Linked DNA regions of Homo sapiens: region 2 is linked to region 1. A link is a loop called in an ENCODE intact Hi-C map of the cell type or tissue named here. Cell type or tissue: CD4-positive, alpha-beta T cell. All regions are shown on one strand.

Evidence for each region. A loop is a pair of places that touch in the nucleus more often than their neighbours do. Peaks named below come from ENCODE experiments on the same cell type or tissue, not always from the same donor. Only the 100,000 strongest peaks of a DNase experiment are listed, where the experiment ranks them.
Region 2: it touches region 1 in a loop (4-fold over the local background); 63 of 110 quality-filtered maps call a loop at or near these places.

What each region holds. Positions count from the first base shown.
Region 1 is chr4:89,431,467-89,439,466 of GRCh38, reverse strand. No RefSeq gene overlaps it. Among named protein-coding and RNA genes, the nearest start is that of GPRIN3, 130 kb to the right of the region's middle. In CD4-positive, alpha-beta T cell, CTCF peaks have their summits at 1,101 (motif pointing left), 4,696 and 4,898 (motif pointing right); DNase peaks (open chromatin) are centred at 1,086 and 4,896.
Region 2 is chr4:89,154,568-89,162,567 of GRCh38, reverse strand. No RefSeq gene overlaps it. Among named protein-coding and RNA genes, the nearest start is that of TIGD2, 47 kb to the right of the region's middle. In CD4-positive, alpha-beta T cell, CTCF peaks have their summits at 3,254 and 3,453 (motif pointing left); a DNase peak (open chromatin) is centred at 3,487.

The sequences.
Region 1 (8,000 bases):
TGTTCTTTATATGGAGCGGTTAAGTAACATGTCAGAGTCTTAAATGGGAGAGCTGGGATCAAACTCAAGCAATTTGTTCCCGGGGTCTGCATTCCTAATGAGTGTACAATACAGCCTATCTTTTCATTATGTTACATTGATGAATAATGCACATGCCTTTTTTCTAAAATCTTTTTGAATTAAAAGTCATGTCTGGATCATCCTGTTTTGACCTACAGTGCCCAGAATAAACATAAGAAATAAGCCTTTCCCGAAAGAACAAATCAGCTTTCCCTCCAGTATTCTTGATATTATGTGTTGTACCTCAGGCAAATATTAGAATATGAAGTACAGTTTTAGTAGACTACCCTGTGTCTTATGATAGGATGATGTAGCTTGGTAGTGTCCCTACTTCCTTAGGAATTCTATGTCGGCTTTCCAATATAGTGGTGTGTAAATTTACTTACTACTTCTGAAACGACCCAAATGCACACACACACACACACACACAGTGTATTTTTCTTTATTTTCTCTGACTTTGTCTTGCTTTCAAGCCCCCAATACCATTGACAGGAGGGGAAAAAAACAAAACAGGCTTGTCAATAAGTAATTCAGTCTTTTCTAGTTTAAATAGCCTCTTTCTGGATAATTCATGTCTTTTGAGTTACTGTCATGGGTTTCAGATGTGATGCCCTTCGCCACCCTCCTCTCAAGGTTTCCTTCCCTTTTGCCAGAGTGATTTAAGGTCCCAGGTGGTGTAAGTGGTGTAGAGTAGAAAGTGTGTATCCAGAACTCGGAGGACCTCTGTTCCTCTGCACTGGCTCCTGAGGCATCCAGAAGTGTGCCTCACATTCAGCTCTATGCTGAGGTGAAGACCTGATGCCCGCTGGCTGCCTCAGCCCTCCCCAGCTCTCAGTAATGACGCTCTGAGGTCTGCCCGTGACTCCAGTTTGTGTGGTCTATCAGTCAGATCTCCGTCCCAAGGTTACTTCGTTTCTTGTCTCAACACTACTTCAAGCCTGTGAACTAGAGCATCTCCTGCGGCCATTTTTACCCCGGCACTCAAAAGCCTCTCGAAGTCATTTGCGATTCTCTGCCACCTTGTGGTTACTCTAAGAAATCTTCATGGTTCTCAGGCCACCCGCTGGGAAAACCAGAAGTCTCCAATTGCCTTGGATTTCCCCAACATGATTTCAGTGCTTCAGAGGCCCTGCCCAGCACCACCGCTTCCCCAGCACTGCCAAGGACAAAGCAAGGACACCCAGAGTAGATTGCTTTGCTTCCCTCTTCCTTTCCGTGGTTTTTAAGCCTCAGCATCAGAAGGACTTTCTACTCCTTCCTGTCTGATGGGGCCTCATAACTGTCTTTCAATTTACAAATGTCTTATAGTAAAACACTATGATATGAATCATATATAGGTGTCTTGATTATATGAAAGGAAATTATTATACTCCAAGAAAACTTTCCTTTCTCTAAAAGTTACGATATCCAAGGCAATTGTTTTTCTGAGTGCTCAAAAAATGTCTAATTTGACATTCAAAGCTGAGCAGTGACTTCTCTATGTTAGGTTCTGTCTATTCTCACCCTGAAACAATCGAAGCCTACTCAATGGATACAGAGACCCAGGACAGTATAATTTATATAACTTATAACAATTAATAATTAATATACAAAAATTAATATAACTTATGGGGAATAAAATAGATGATTTATTTTGAAAATATTCCTGTTATGGAGACACAAATCAAAGTCACACTATGCGACTGGGTGCAGTGGCTCACGCCTGTAATTCCAGCACTTTGGGAGGCCAAGGCGGACGGATCACTTGAGGTCAGGAGTTCAAGACCAGCCTGGCCAACATGGTGAAACCCGGTCTCTACTAAAAATATGAAAATTAGCCAGGCATGGTGGCAGGCACCTGTAATCCCAGGTACTTGGGAGGCTGAGGCAGGAGAATTGCTTGAACCTGGGAGGTGGAGGTTGCAGTGAGCGGAGATCAGGCCACTGCATTCCAGCCTGGGCGACAGAGCAAGACTCTGTCTCAAAAAAAAAAAAAAAAAAAGGAAGTCACACTACATGATCAGGAAATGTAAATCCTTCCTCCCAGTTGTGATAACAAAAATGTTTCCAGATATTGTCAAAATAGCCCAGTTGAGAACCATTGTTTTAGGTCTGAGGATAAATGTCACACCTCAGGGGTGTTTTCTGATATCCCCACCATCACTCACACCCTTGTGCTGTCCTGTCATAGCATGCATCCAAAATCATAATAAAAATTACCTGGGGCCGGGCGCGGTGGCTCATGCCTGTAATCCCAGCACTTTGGGAGGCCGAGGCAGGCAGATTATGAGGTCAGGAGATCGAGACCATCCTGGCTAACATGGTGAAATCCCGTCTCTACTAAAAATACAAAAAATTAGCCGGACTACACACCTGTAGTCCCAGCTACTCAGGAGGCTGAGGCAGGAGAATCACTTGAACCCGGGAGGTGGAGGTTGCAGTGAGCCGAGATCACACCATTGCACTCCAGCCTGGGCAACAGAGTGAGACTCCATCTCAATATATATATATATATATATATATATATATTTGGGGAGATTATTTGTTTACTTTTGGTCTTTTCCACTAGATTGTAAATTTATTGAAGGCAGAAACTACATCTGGGTTTTCCTTTCTTTTCTTTTTTGAATTACTATTTATTAGACAGATTCTCTCAATAAAAGCAATTATGCTTTAATATTTGTGAGCAAATAAATATTTGTTAAATAAATGAGAGTTCACTAAAGAAAAAGATACAAAAATATCATATCTAGCAGTTACAAATCTGAACTTGCCATCTTCTCCTATTTTGAGAATAACACTTAATTGTTAAGGGGCAGAGACGAAAACAAAAGGAAAGAAAAAGGAGGATGAAAGGAAGGAAAAGAGGAAAGGACCAAAAGCAAGCACCCCAGTGAAGTGTGGGGTTTTTCTCACAGGCCCAGGGAACTCTGTGGTGCAGAATAAACAGCACTATGGAGGAGGGAACCATAGCAGTCCTGCATCTAGGCGTGAATATGGCTGCATACTGAAACAGACGTGTTTGAGAGTCCAACTTTCCTAAGGTTGGAACTCTTTTGAATCAAATGTGAGACTTTCCCCAGGCTCCTCCTGCCTTCCTTGTTCCTGACACAGCTACTTTCTGGGAAGTCTTGAAATGTCCCTTAGCATTTCCAACTTTCCTCTAGCTTCTCCCTAAATGTAAAAACTGATTAAGCAATGGCTGACATCATCATACTGTCCTGGAAAATTTGTATTATTTTCTAGAGATGTATGTAGAATCGCTCTGGATGGCTCAGAATAGCAAGAGATGTTGCAGAATGTGCCCAAAAGGTACAATAGCATCTGTAGCAGCCATGCAACAGTTTCTAGTCAACAAATGATGCTGAGCTCTTGGTGTTTTTGTTTGTTTTGTTTTTTAAGTCATTTTAAAATGACAAATGTAATGCTCAATGCAGAGAACTTTGGACATATATGCAATAGAAATAAAGCAGAATAAAATCACCTATTAAATAAATCCAGCGATAACTACTCATTTTTGCGGGTGTGAGCTGTACTTTTATTAGATATTTTTATTACAGTTGTCTAAATATTGCTTAGAAACCCTTTTTTACTTGCTCTCAGATTTCTGCTCTTATTGGTATCAAATTTGAAACATTTATTTATAATTATTTATTGTTATTTAATTATACAATGATGCCTAATGACTAAGTCCCTGGCAGATCAGGGCTGATAAAAAATGCAAACACTCTCTTTATGGCAGCTTAAAATAGTCTAAAGAGTCATTATGACATTTTAATAATGTTTATTCTCAAATACAGTGGTATTGAATTAAACATTTAAAAAGATTCAGAAACAAACAAGAAATCCCAAAGAGCTTTCCTCAGAAGCTAATTTCAGTTCTGCTAACTCAGGCAAAAGATGGTAATTTCTTCAATCGTTTTAAATTCTGCAGTCATGGATTAGAAAAGTTCCCACATGTGTACTCTCATATCTAATATTTCCTAACTCTCTCATCCCCACCTCACCAGCTGCACACAATTGCCACATAAAATTATATTCTTCTTTCATTTACCTAAGACACTGTACATTGTTAATAAAATTGTCATAATAGAAAAACTGAAGCATCCTTAAGTAGTCACCTGTAATACCTTTCTGATTTACAAACTGGAGACCTTATGTAGTTAATTAACCTGGAATAGCTGCCAAACATTTTCTTTGATTGTGAATAACATAGGATCAACTCAACTTGATCTCTATTAGAAAGCACTCAGGCTCCTAAAAGAACCATAGTTTGCATCAACAAATAATTCCTCCTTGAGCTAACTCCAAATAATTTGACAGTAGGACATTATTTAATTTTTAAGGACTAAAAAGGTCTGTTAACCTTGTTTTTACAGTTCAATATTTTAAACAATATGTGTTGCTGTTGTCATTTTTAAATACACTCTTTTCATCATATTTGAGACTTCTGTAACCAAAGGTTTATTTGGTTACGATTTTCTCTTTCCCCTTTTCTCTATTTCAAAATGAACAGCTACTTTGTATCTTATGTAGCTTGTAGCATGAAATTCCACATATGAGTAATTATTTCCCTCCTGCAGGTATTAAAAAGAAATGTTAATCATAATTAAAAGATTACTGGCTTCATTTCCATAAGGCATTCACTCTAAGCAGTTAATTACAGAAGTGAACTCATCATGCATGTGCTTTTAAGTCCCATTTATAAGAAACTGAGCACAGCAAAAATTAGGTATGATAAAATCTTTGTAAAGCAATGCTTTATGTACTTATTCTTTTGCAAGCGCATTTACCCAAACCATCTTATGCAAATTTTGTTCTCAGCCATTAGATTGCTGACTTTTCTTTTTGTCCACTAGAGGTCTGCCATTCCTAACTTGAAAACATGCTGGCCTTTGAGAGTTAGTATACTAAGATCTGGAGCCTGCCTGAATATATCCATCATCTATCTTTCTATTCTTTCATTCACTGATTCATTAATTCACTCAACATTTATTCATCACTGCTGTGTGCCAGTCATGGTGCTACTTACAAAGGACGAGGGGATTGTCAGTTTCTTGCATCTGCCCTATCTTACTACGTTTTGTGCTGCAACAATAGAATACCTAAGACTGGGTGATTTATAAAGAAGAGAAATTTATTTCTTACAGGAGGCTGGAATGCCCAACATCGAGGGGCTTGCATCTGGTGATGGCCTCTTGCTATGAGGAGGTAGGAAAGGACAAACTCATCCTTTTATCAGGAACCCACTCTCGTGATAACCCACTCCAACGATAACAGCATTAATACATTCATAAGGGCAGAACCCTTGTGACCTATTCATCTCTTTAAAGTCTCAGCTCTCAACACTGTGGCACTGGGGATTAAGTTTCCAATACATGAACTTTGGGGGATGCATTCGTACCACAGCCTGCATCTTTCTCTATGTTTCCTTGTATATAAGGCTCTCTACTTCCTCTTACCTGCCCAGGCCCTTGTTCTATCAGGTATCTCTGAACCTCTCTGTATATCTTCATTTTTTGCTTCTCTTATTTGTCTTCCCCACTTGCTCATTAAGCCTTCCATCCTAATATCTTTCTTCCCTCTGATCTTCCTCTGGCTATTACTCTAAGTCTTGCCGCTGCTTCACAGATCATTCTTAACAGGGTTATCAGTGTTTCCACTCTCATCTCCCATTGCTCCTCTCACTGCAATTGGACTCCATGGAAGCTGCCTTAGTAAAACAATTGCCTGCTTGACGCCTTCTTTCTTTCTCGCCACACTGAATCACTTACTGAGTCCTGAGGACCTACCGCCTTAACAATTCCAGCATCTGACCATTTTCCTCCCTGCCTCACCTTCATCCAGGCCCTAATCATTTCTCATTAAATTACACCCATTACTCCCAACTGGCCTCACTGGCAACAACATATTCTCTACCCTCTGCCACAGTGATCTTACTACAGCATAAATCTAAACAAGTCCTCACCCTGCTGAGACCCTTTGATCACTCTGAGCCTTCAGAGAAAGCCCAGATCTCCCCTAAAGGACAAGAGCAGCCAGAGTCACAGGCCACTGCTGATCTCTCCCTTCCCCCAGACCTTTAGCCACACCAGGCCTCCCACTTGTCCCTGCTCGCTGGATTACTGTGGATTTGTGCACGTATTCTTTTCTCTGTGTGGGATTTCATCCTTTAGAGCAGCAGTCCCCAACTTTTTGGCACCAGAGACTGGTTTCTTGGAAGATAGTTTTTTCACTAATGGGGGTGGGGGTAAAATGGTATGGTTTGGGGGTGAAACAGGTCCACCTCAGATCATCAGGCATTAGATTCTCATAAGCAGCATGCAACCTAGATCCCTCACATGTGCAGTTCATAATAGGGTTCGCACCCCTATGAGAATCTAATGCAGCTGCTGATCTGACAGGAGGCGGAGCTGAGGCGGTAATGCTCACTGGCCTGCCGCTCACCTCCTGCTGTGCCACCTGGTTCCTAACAGGCCAGGGTCTATGGCACAGGGTTGGGGACCCCTGCTCTAGAGTACTTTCCTAAAGGGTCCATGAATAATAAATACTTAATCCTCATATGTCTAGAAGTGGCTGTATTTTATTCTCCCTTTTGAATGATAACTTCAATGGGAATAGAATGCTAGCCTGGAAGCTGTTTTTCTACTCTCCTTTGAAGATAAGAGTCAAATGTTTTCTAGCAGTATCGTTGCCTGCGAGAATTCTGTTATTATTCCTTGTAGATAACCTATTTCTTCTGTACTTGGTTTTTCAATTTTCACTTTTTTAAATTGTTCTGAAGTTTCATCCTTATGTATGCATGTAATTTGTATTTAGTTTTGCTGATTAGAAAGCATTGTGATTTTTAAGTCTGAGGAACTCTAGTCATTTTATTCTGGAAAAATTTGAGCTATCACCTTTCCTTAATTTTTTTCTCTTTTCTCCTCCTTTTACTCCAATGCTATCTTACCCATCCCTTACTCTCCCATTCCATGTTTTCGTCTCTTCATCACTCACTCTGATACATTCTGAGTAAGCATCTCAACTCTATCTTCCAATGCACTTGCATTTTCCTTTCCTATTTCTATTTTATTGCTTTAACTCACCTCTCCAATAAGTCTTCCTGAAACCTAAACCTGAATTAAGGTATTTTCTTCTGGGTCAACATAGTTCCATGTACAGGCTAAGACACATTATATGTTATATTGTATTTTATTGACCTGCTTATTTAACTACCTGCTCTATCTCTCCCATTTTAAACTTTCTGTTTTTTGAGGACAGGATATCTTTATATCCTCTGCATTTAATCCTGTCCCTGGAACATATGGGTAGTCTGTAAACAATGAAGGAGTAAAGTTTCTCACCTTCAGCCTCAATTTGCACCTATTTCTGGTGCTTTTTTTTTTAAAAAAAAAAAGTTGGAATCTCACTCTGTTGCCCAGGCTGGAGTGCAGTGGTGCGATCTCGGCTCACTGCAACTTCTGCCTCCTGAGTTCAAGCAATTCTCCTGTCTCAGCCTCCCAGGTAGCTGGGATTACAGGCATGTGCCACCATGCCCAGGTAATTTTTGTATTTTCAGTAGAGACTGGGTGTCACCATGTTGGTCAGGCTAGTCTCAAACTCCTGACCTCAGGTGATCTGCCCACCTTGGCCTCCCAAAGTGCTGAGATTACAGGCATGAGCCACTGCGCCCAGGCTTCTGGTGCTATTAATATGCTATTTTCACTCTATATTTACTTATACTCACACTTCTTCCCCAATAGATTCTGTGAAGGCAAGGACTATATTTATTTTGTGCACTACTCTTATCCCCAGTTCTTAGTACATAAGAAACACCCAAAACCTGTGCCTCCTTGATGATGTGCCTCTCATTACCTTGAGGAATACCCAAAGAGTGGCCTGTGATTTGAAGATATTTGAAATATTATTAGTATGGGGGAGTCACTGAAGGATCTCCATTTTAAAACATAATCTTCCTC
Region 2 (8,000 bases), 280 kb after region 1:
GAGACAGACCCTGCCAACTGTGCTCTCTTTGAATGCTTGACCCGCTGAAACTGTGAGATAATAAATAATTATTATCGTTTTCACTCATTTTGTTTTGAGTGATTTGTTATGCAGCAATAACTAATACAAATGCATTAATATTTAGTATCTTCTAATTGCAGTTTAGAAAAATATTTTTTCATATTCATAATATAGGTATGTTAGTACCTTCTCAAAATGATGATTGACGTGTGTATAAAACTATGTCAACACTTCTTTTCCTCTGATCAGAATTTCTGTCAATATTGTATAAAGCAAATATCAGAAAGAATTTGTGAAAACAAACAAAACAGATTAATGTTGCAGGGTATATAGCAGACTGAACACTTGGTAGGAAAGTGGATTGTGTTTTGGATATATGGCAGCTTTATTTTTTATAGTTACAACAAATAAGGTCAGAAATTTCTCTTGTTTACAACTAAGCTCAGCTTGCTCATACATCTTTTATTTGGTTGGATGTGGGAAGGAGATGCAGAAAATGACTCATTGAACTTGCCAATTAAAGGCAATGTAGTCACTTTCTGCATAACTCTTAACCTCTTGGGAACTCAGTTAGTCCATTCAAACTCCAAACTTCATATCTGGACAACATCATCTCTTACTTGTCCTCCCCTTCCATTGTTCTCCCCAGAAAGGGGTTTAGATCTAGGGAGAATACGTAATACGTGTGTGGGTGCCCATCTAATATCTGCATTGGCATGTCATCTTTGCTGGCCCTTCTCTAAGCTGGAGCTTGTCCCACCTCATCTTGGGAGGTCTCTGTCTTGACTATGTTGGCTGCTGAAGCACCTAAGGCTGATGTGGCCATAGACTATTCTCTTGCACCCTCAGTTCATGGTCTCCCCCTTTTCCCCACTCCCCAACCCTTGTTCTTTCCCTTGTCTCATACTGGGGCTCTAATCTGCTGAAAATTTACCATATTATCAAATCACCGTGCAATCTCACAATAGCATCCACTCTCTTCCTGAAAACAAGGACCTTCTGGAAGGCACAGAGGCTCTCAATTCTCAGACCTTCTTCGCACCTCCAAATAAACTGGAAATTTTCTTATTTGTCTTCTACACACTCAGGAGCAGAAGGGTACTTTCAGTGGGGTGGTCAGTTTGCTCAGGGAGGCTTCTCTCCTCCAGCTAGTCTGTCAGAGTGAGGCAGAATTTTATGGTAGCTTCTTGCTTAAATGAAGAGAACAGCAACTCCTTGTCTAGCCAGGGAAAATCATTTTCCCATATTTCAGATGTTCTACCTGGCCAATTAAGTATAGCAGGCCTAATTATCAAGTTATTCTGCCACCTTGTAGGTAGAACTAATAACATAGGCAATTTGTACATCCATCCTATATGTATTTGATATGAAACAATGCTGGATAAATGTTTTTAAATGTCTTCTTATTCAAGCCTGCAAGTGTACGTAGAATGTTGCTTTATTATATACAGTAAAACATGTCTCCTCATATCTTCAACAAAGCAGCATGCCATACTACTTTGGCATACTTCATGGCAGTGTGTAATGTACCAGACAACACAGTGTTTATCACTGAGTTTTTCTCTTCCTGTCTTTGTTTGCCACTGCTCATTTCCTAGCAGTATGAAATAACAGTTAAAAACACAGCTTCTAGAGATAGATTATCTTTGATTCAAATTCTGACTTTGCCACTTATTAGCCATGAAGCCTTGGACGTGTTATTTAGCCTTTCTTTGTCATTTTTCATCTGTAAGTAAAATGAGGTTGTTGGTAATAGTATCTACCTCACTTAGTTGTAAGAAATTAAATGAAATTATATTAAAATCTTTAGAATGCTGGAAAACACTGAATAGTTGTTCGTTATCACTTTTCCCTTACTTTGTCTTTCCGTTCTGTATTAGTGAGCTCTGGATGCCATCACAAAATATCCCAGGTTTGGTAGCGTCAACAATAGAAATTTATTTCTCACAGTTCCAGAGACTAGGAGGTCCAAAATCAAGGTCAGGAAGGTAGGCTTTATTCTGATGCCTCTTCTCCTGGCTTGTATAGAGGTAGCCACCTTCTCACTGTGTACTCACATGACCTCTTCTCTGTGCACAAGGGAGAGAGAACTCTCTCTGGTGTCTCTATTTATAAGGGCTATGGGGCACCACCCTCGAGACCTCATCTAAAACAAATCACCTTCCAAAAGCCTCATCTCCAAATACTATCATATTGGGGGTTAAAGGCTTCAACATATAAATTTGGGGAGGTGGGTGGAGCTACAGACATTTAGCTTATAACACATTCCTCTCCCAAAACCCAATTTCTTCCTCTAACTCCCAAAACCCAATTTCTTCCTCGACCTTGACTTCCTATACCTTAAGTCAGAACTAGATCTACTAAGTGGATAGAAACACTCAGTAAATGTTATGTATGCCAAAATACTTGATTCAATGGAATGCTAGGTTACAGGTACATTTTGCTGAAAGATATCTGGACCAGTCATGCACTTGTACAGAGTTAGAAATAAAGAAGACCTTACAAACATTACCTATTCTACAAATAATGCTGGACAAAAACAGCATGACAAAACTCAATGGCTAAAAACAGTGTATTTATTGCTCATACATCTGGAATCAGCTGCAGTTCAGAGACTTAGGCTGGGTGATTCTTCTGGCCTCAACTGGCCTCTCCCATTTGTCTGGGTGTAGACTGACTATTGGTGGGGATCTCATTTTTCTAAGTTTTATCTGGCTTGGAGAATCCAGCTTATCTTAACAGGTCTCATACACCATGTATATGTCACATCCTTCCAGCAGACTAACTCAGGCATGTCCTCTCATGAGATGCAAATACAAGTAAGCTCAGTGCCCAGTCCTGAAAGCAGACAGCAAAAGGAAACACATTCTACTGGCCAGAGCAAGTCCCAAGAACAATTCAAATTCAAGAGATGGAGAAATAAACTGTGCCTTTTCATGGGAGGAATGAGGAATTAGAGCCATTTTGTAATCTGTTGCACCAACAATCCTTTAGTCAGCTCTACCACCCCTCCTTTCCTTTTTCAATTAAAACATCACAAATTTTAATTAGAGAGAGTATGGTATATATTGGGGGTGAAGTTTTATGTAATTCATAAATTACCCAAAGGGTAATTTATAAAAAGTCTTTCTTCATAAGAATTTTGGTGGTTGTTTTGGGGGGGGGGAGGTGGGAGGACTGTATTTAGAAAACATATTGAGGAATAGTTCTGAACATAATTTAATTTCTTTTTGTGTGTCTCAAACTGAGAAAATTGTTTATTAAATAGAAACATCTTATGTGTGCTATATATTGCACAGAAAAGAGGATATTAATATAAACTAGAAGGCTGAAAAATATCAAAATCTATTTTCTAAAAATGTATTACCTTATCTTAGTGTTTACACTTAGCATCCAGTTATGGCCAGGAATGAGGAAATTTGATTTTTGGAAATGAAACAATAATGTGCTGCCACCTTGTGTACAATGCCTGTAAGCACCATTATTTGTCATTGGCATCTCTAGAATACTAATCAGAAAAAAATACTGCAATGAAGGGAGACATTTTGTCCTTATGAAAGGCGGGGTTTCTTAATCTTTTGTGTGCTCATGGGACTCTTTGACAACGTATGGGCCTTTTTTCATAATAATGTTTTTAAATGCATAAAATAAAACACTAGATTTAGAAAGGAAACTATATTGAAATATAGTTATCAAGAGATTTAAAATGACAAATGTATTAGACTAATCCGTGTGTTTAATTAACATATCAGTAACAAAATGTGGTGGTTAATCTAATAACTACTATGATTTTGAGCTGATAGTGTATACATTTTTTGAGACATCTGCAACAACAATAATATGATATGAAAATGTATGTGACAGGCTGATACTATTGTGGTCTGTTGCCTATGCTGTATTCATAATTGAAGGAAATGTTTTATTACAGTTAGAAATTAGTGGAGAAAATTGGTCCTTTTTTGCCTATCTAAGTTCATGGGCCACTTGAATTCTGTCCATAGACCCCTGGAGCTCCAGAGACTGCAAAGTAATCATTCCTGACACTTAATGTAGATTATATTTGATCACTGAACAAAGAAAAACAACACATCAAAACTATCAAAATCAAATATTCATGGAAACCCTACAAATCCATGAAAATGTTCTTTGAATAACATGTTTTTGAAGAACAAAGCATTAATTTTTCTCTCATAAATATTACTTTTATACACCATAATGTAATGAACTATTGGATATTTCTGATATTTTTATATTATATATTATCAAGTATATGTCAACAAAATATATGTGTTGATGTGTTGTTTTATTTGATTTCTTAAGAAAATGTCTAAATTACCTGGATTTTAGCCCAAGATTTGTCTTTGGATGATTTAGTGACCTTGTACATTTCTTTCTTTTTCCTTCCCTTCTCCTTTTCTTTGCTATCTTTCTTCTTTCTTTCTTCTCTCTTTCTCTTTCTCTCCCTCTGTCTCTCTCTCTCTCTCTCCCTCCCTCTCTCTCTCTCACACATATACACACACACACACTTTATTTTATTATTCTTTCAACAAATATTGAATAAGAGATGAATATGTGCTGACATGTGTGCTAAGCTTTGTATAGTGGATAGTGCTCTCAGAAGCCTCGCAGTCAGTCATAATATATCATGGCCCAGGGGCAAATTCATCACACAGCCAAAGAAGATTCAGCTTCATTCCCATGGTCCGGGTATGTGTTCAGCTCCATCATAATGGGTCATAGCTTCCACAAGACCCTCCGGGTCAGAGACAGAACTGACGTAGGTTTCTGTCTATCCTCATGTGCTTGAGCTCATACTGTGGGTTACAGCTTGTTCTTGCTCTCCTCCACTTACCATCTGTCTTCCATTCCCTACTACCTGCTCGGCAGACTTCAAACTCTTAACATCAGACACAAGGGTGACATGTTTACGGAGACTGGTTTACCAGCTCCCAGCATTGCATAAAATTAAATCCCCGTAGCAAATATCTGATTATTACAGATATGTATATATTTTGTTTTATATATAATATATATTATATATTATATATTATATATTATATTATATATATTATATATTATATATTAATTAATATCTATTAATTAATATATAATATATAATTATATATTATATATTATATTATATATATTATTATATTAGATATATAATATAATATATAATATATAATATATATATTATTATATAATATATAATTATATATTACATATAATATATAATATATATTATATAATTATATATTACTACATAGGATATCTATATCCTAATGTAGTTATTAGACTAACCATTGGAGTTTATTTTATATAAAATACAATTATAGTATATTATTAACATAATATATACTTTTATATATAATACATATTAATATAATTATATATTATATATAATTTTGCTTTATATATAATTATATATATAAACAAACTCTAACGGTTAGTCAAATAACTACATTAGGATATATATGTGTATATATATATATATATATATATATATGTATATCCTAACGGCTCTGCTTCTCTGACTGAACCCTGACTGATACAAACACCCATCCATATTTACATACTACATTCTATAATGGCTAATTAATTTCCAATCCTTATCACTTAAGAAACCGATCACTGTACTTAGCCAGGCTACTAAAGGGATAGTCTCTGTGCTGATTCTATCTAGATCCCTCAAGCCCATCCCAGGATTTCTCGCGTGCCATATTGCACTTCTGTCCCACAACATCCACGCTGAAAGGTCTTCAGAAACAATAATCTGGTTTTCTCAGCCTGAGCCCTCTGTTCTTTTTTTTTTTTTTCAGTCTTGCTCTGTTGCCCAGGCTGGAGTGCAGTGGTGCAGTCTCGGCTCACTGCAGCCTCTGCCCCTGGGTTCCAGCGACTCTCCTGCCTCAGCCTCCTAGATAGCTGGGATTATAGGCGCATGCCTCCATACCCGGCTAATTTTTGGATTTTTAGTAGAGACGGAGTTTCGCCATGTTGCCTTCTGTTCTTTTACTCTCCTAGTCCGGCATTCTCTTGGGCATGATCAACATTCTCCTCAAGCTGCAGAGTTGAGAGGGACATTTGAAAATCTGCAAGAGTCACACTGGAGATGGAGCCACTCACTCCGTGGCCCTTTGACATTCTCCATGTGACACCATTAATCATGGCCTGGTAGCGCAAGCTTAGGAGTGCTCAGGCTCTTTACTGTTTAATTGCTTTATGTCCAGCATCACATGGGTCATACTAGTTCTTGTTGCTAGTCCAGATTGTCCCAAAAAACTGCACACTAGATCAAGTTATATTCATAAAATCCAGTACATAGCTTTAGAATAGTATTCAGTGGAAATATCTGCACAAGGGTATGCTACAGAATGTTAATGGGACATACTGTCTTGGAGTCAGGGCCATTCTCAAATTTACTCATACAGACATCAGGAGAGACTGACCCTTTTATTTTGTGTTATGAATGTATATTATTTTTAAAAAATAACTTTGTTACTGTAATAGCTCAACTATCATCTCCTATTTGAGGTCTTCCTCAGTTCCTTCAGACAGAGCTAATGACTTTGTTTGGTATGTAACATCATTTTAATAAAAACCACATTGTATAATGGCTGGATGTTTTTCCAGCTCATCCACAAGACTGTAATCCTCTCAAGTCAGAAATCACACTTTCTTCATCTTTGTTTAACTAGTTCCTAGTGCATTGAGTTTTATTAAAGTTTTGTTGAATGAAAAATAAAGTTATTTTTATTTTATCTCAATTTTCCAGGCTTGGGAAAAATAACTCATTGTTACTTTTAGGTGTTACCAAACACCTTGATGAACATTAAGAATCTGTCTAAAGGCCAGGGCATGGTGGCTCACACCTGTAATCTCAGCACTTTGAGAGGCTGAGGCAGGAGGATCACTTAAGCCCAGGAGTTCAGACAAGCCTGGGCAACATAGTGAAACCCCATCTCTACAAAAAATAAAAATACAGGCCTGGGCAAAATGATGAAACCTCATATTTACAAAAATATACAAAAATTAGCCTGGCATGGTGGCTCGCACCAGTAGTCCTAGCTGCTTGGAAGGCTGAGGTGGGAGGATCACCTGAGCCTGAGAGGTAGAGGCTGCAGTGAGCTGTGATTATGCCACTCCACTCCAGCCTGGGTGACAGAGTGAGACCCTGTCTCAAAAAATAATAATAAAAATAAAACTTAAAAAAATAGCCATGAATGGTGGCTCTTGCCTGTTGTCCTAGATACTCAGGAGGCTGGGGTGGGAGTATTGCTTGAGCCCTCTGAATCAGTGATATCCAGTAGGACTTTCTGTGATGATGGTTATTACAAATTTGAAATGTGTCTAGTGCAATTAAAAAAGTGAATTTCTAATATTATTTCATTTTAGTTAATTTAAAAATAAATAGCCAAATATGGTTACAAAACGCTGATTGGTCAGCACCGCTCTGGATGCTTGGCATTTTGCAGACACTTCCACAGGGATAGCCTGTGTTTTGACTTTGAGTCTTTAAATGCCACAGACTAATCTCTATCAACTTCTTCCCTCTGATAGGGTTTTGAACCTAAATTCACCATAAATTAGGGGGAAATGATCTCATGCTGGAACAGATATATATAAGATAATCTTTTTCTAAAAAATGGCCTTAGAATTTAGTAGCATCATTGATTTTTGGTTTTAATTAATGACCTTTAAAATATTTCCCATTACATATTGTATGTTCTGTTCTATTTATCAAAGCGTTTAAAAAATTATCTAAAGAGCCTAATGAGGTTGGATAAAAGATAAGCTTGTTAGACCAATGTCACCTATATTATAAACTCATGAGTCTTTTCAAGTTAATTTATGATCATTAGTGGGGAGACATTTTAGGCAGTATAATGTGTTTTTAATGGAAAATGAACATATTGTTGGACAAATAATCTTCATTTCTCTTGAAAAAAAAAAACTTTCCTGAGATTACAAAGCCATTCTGT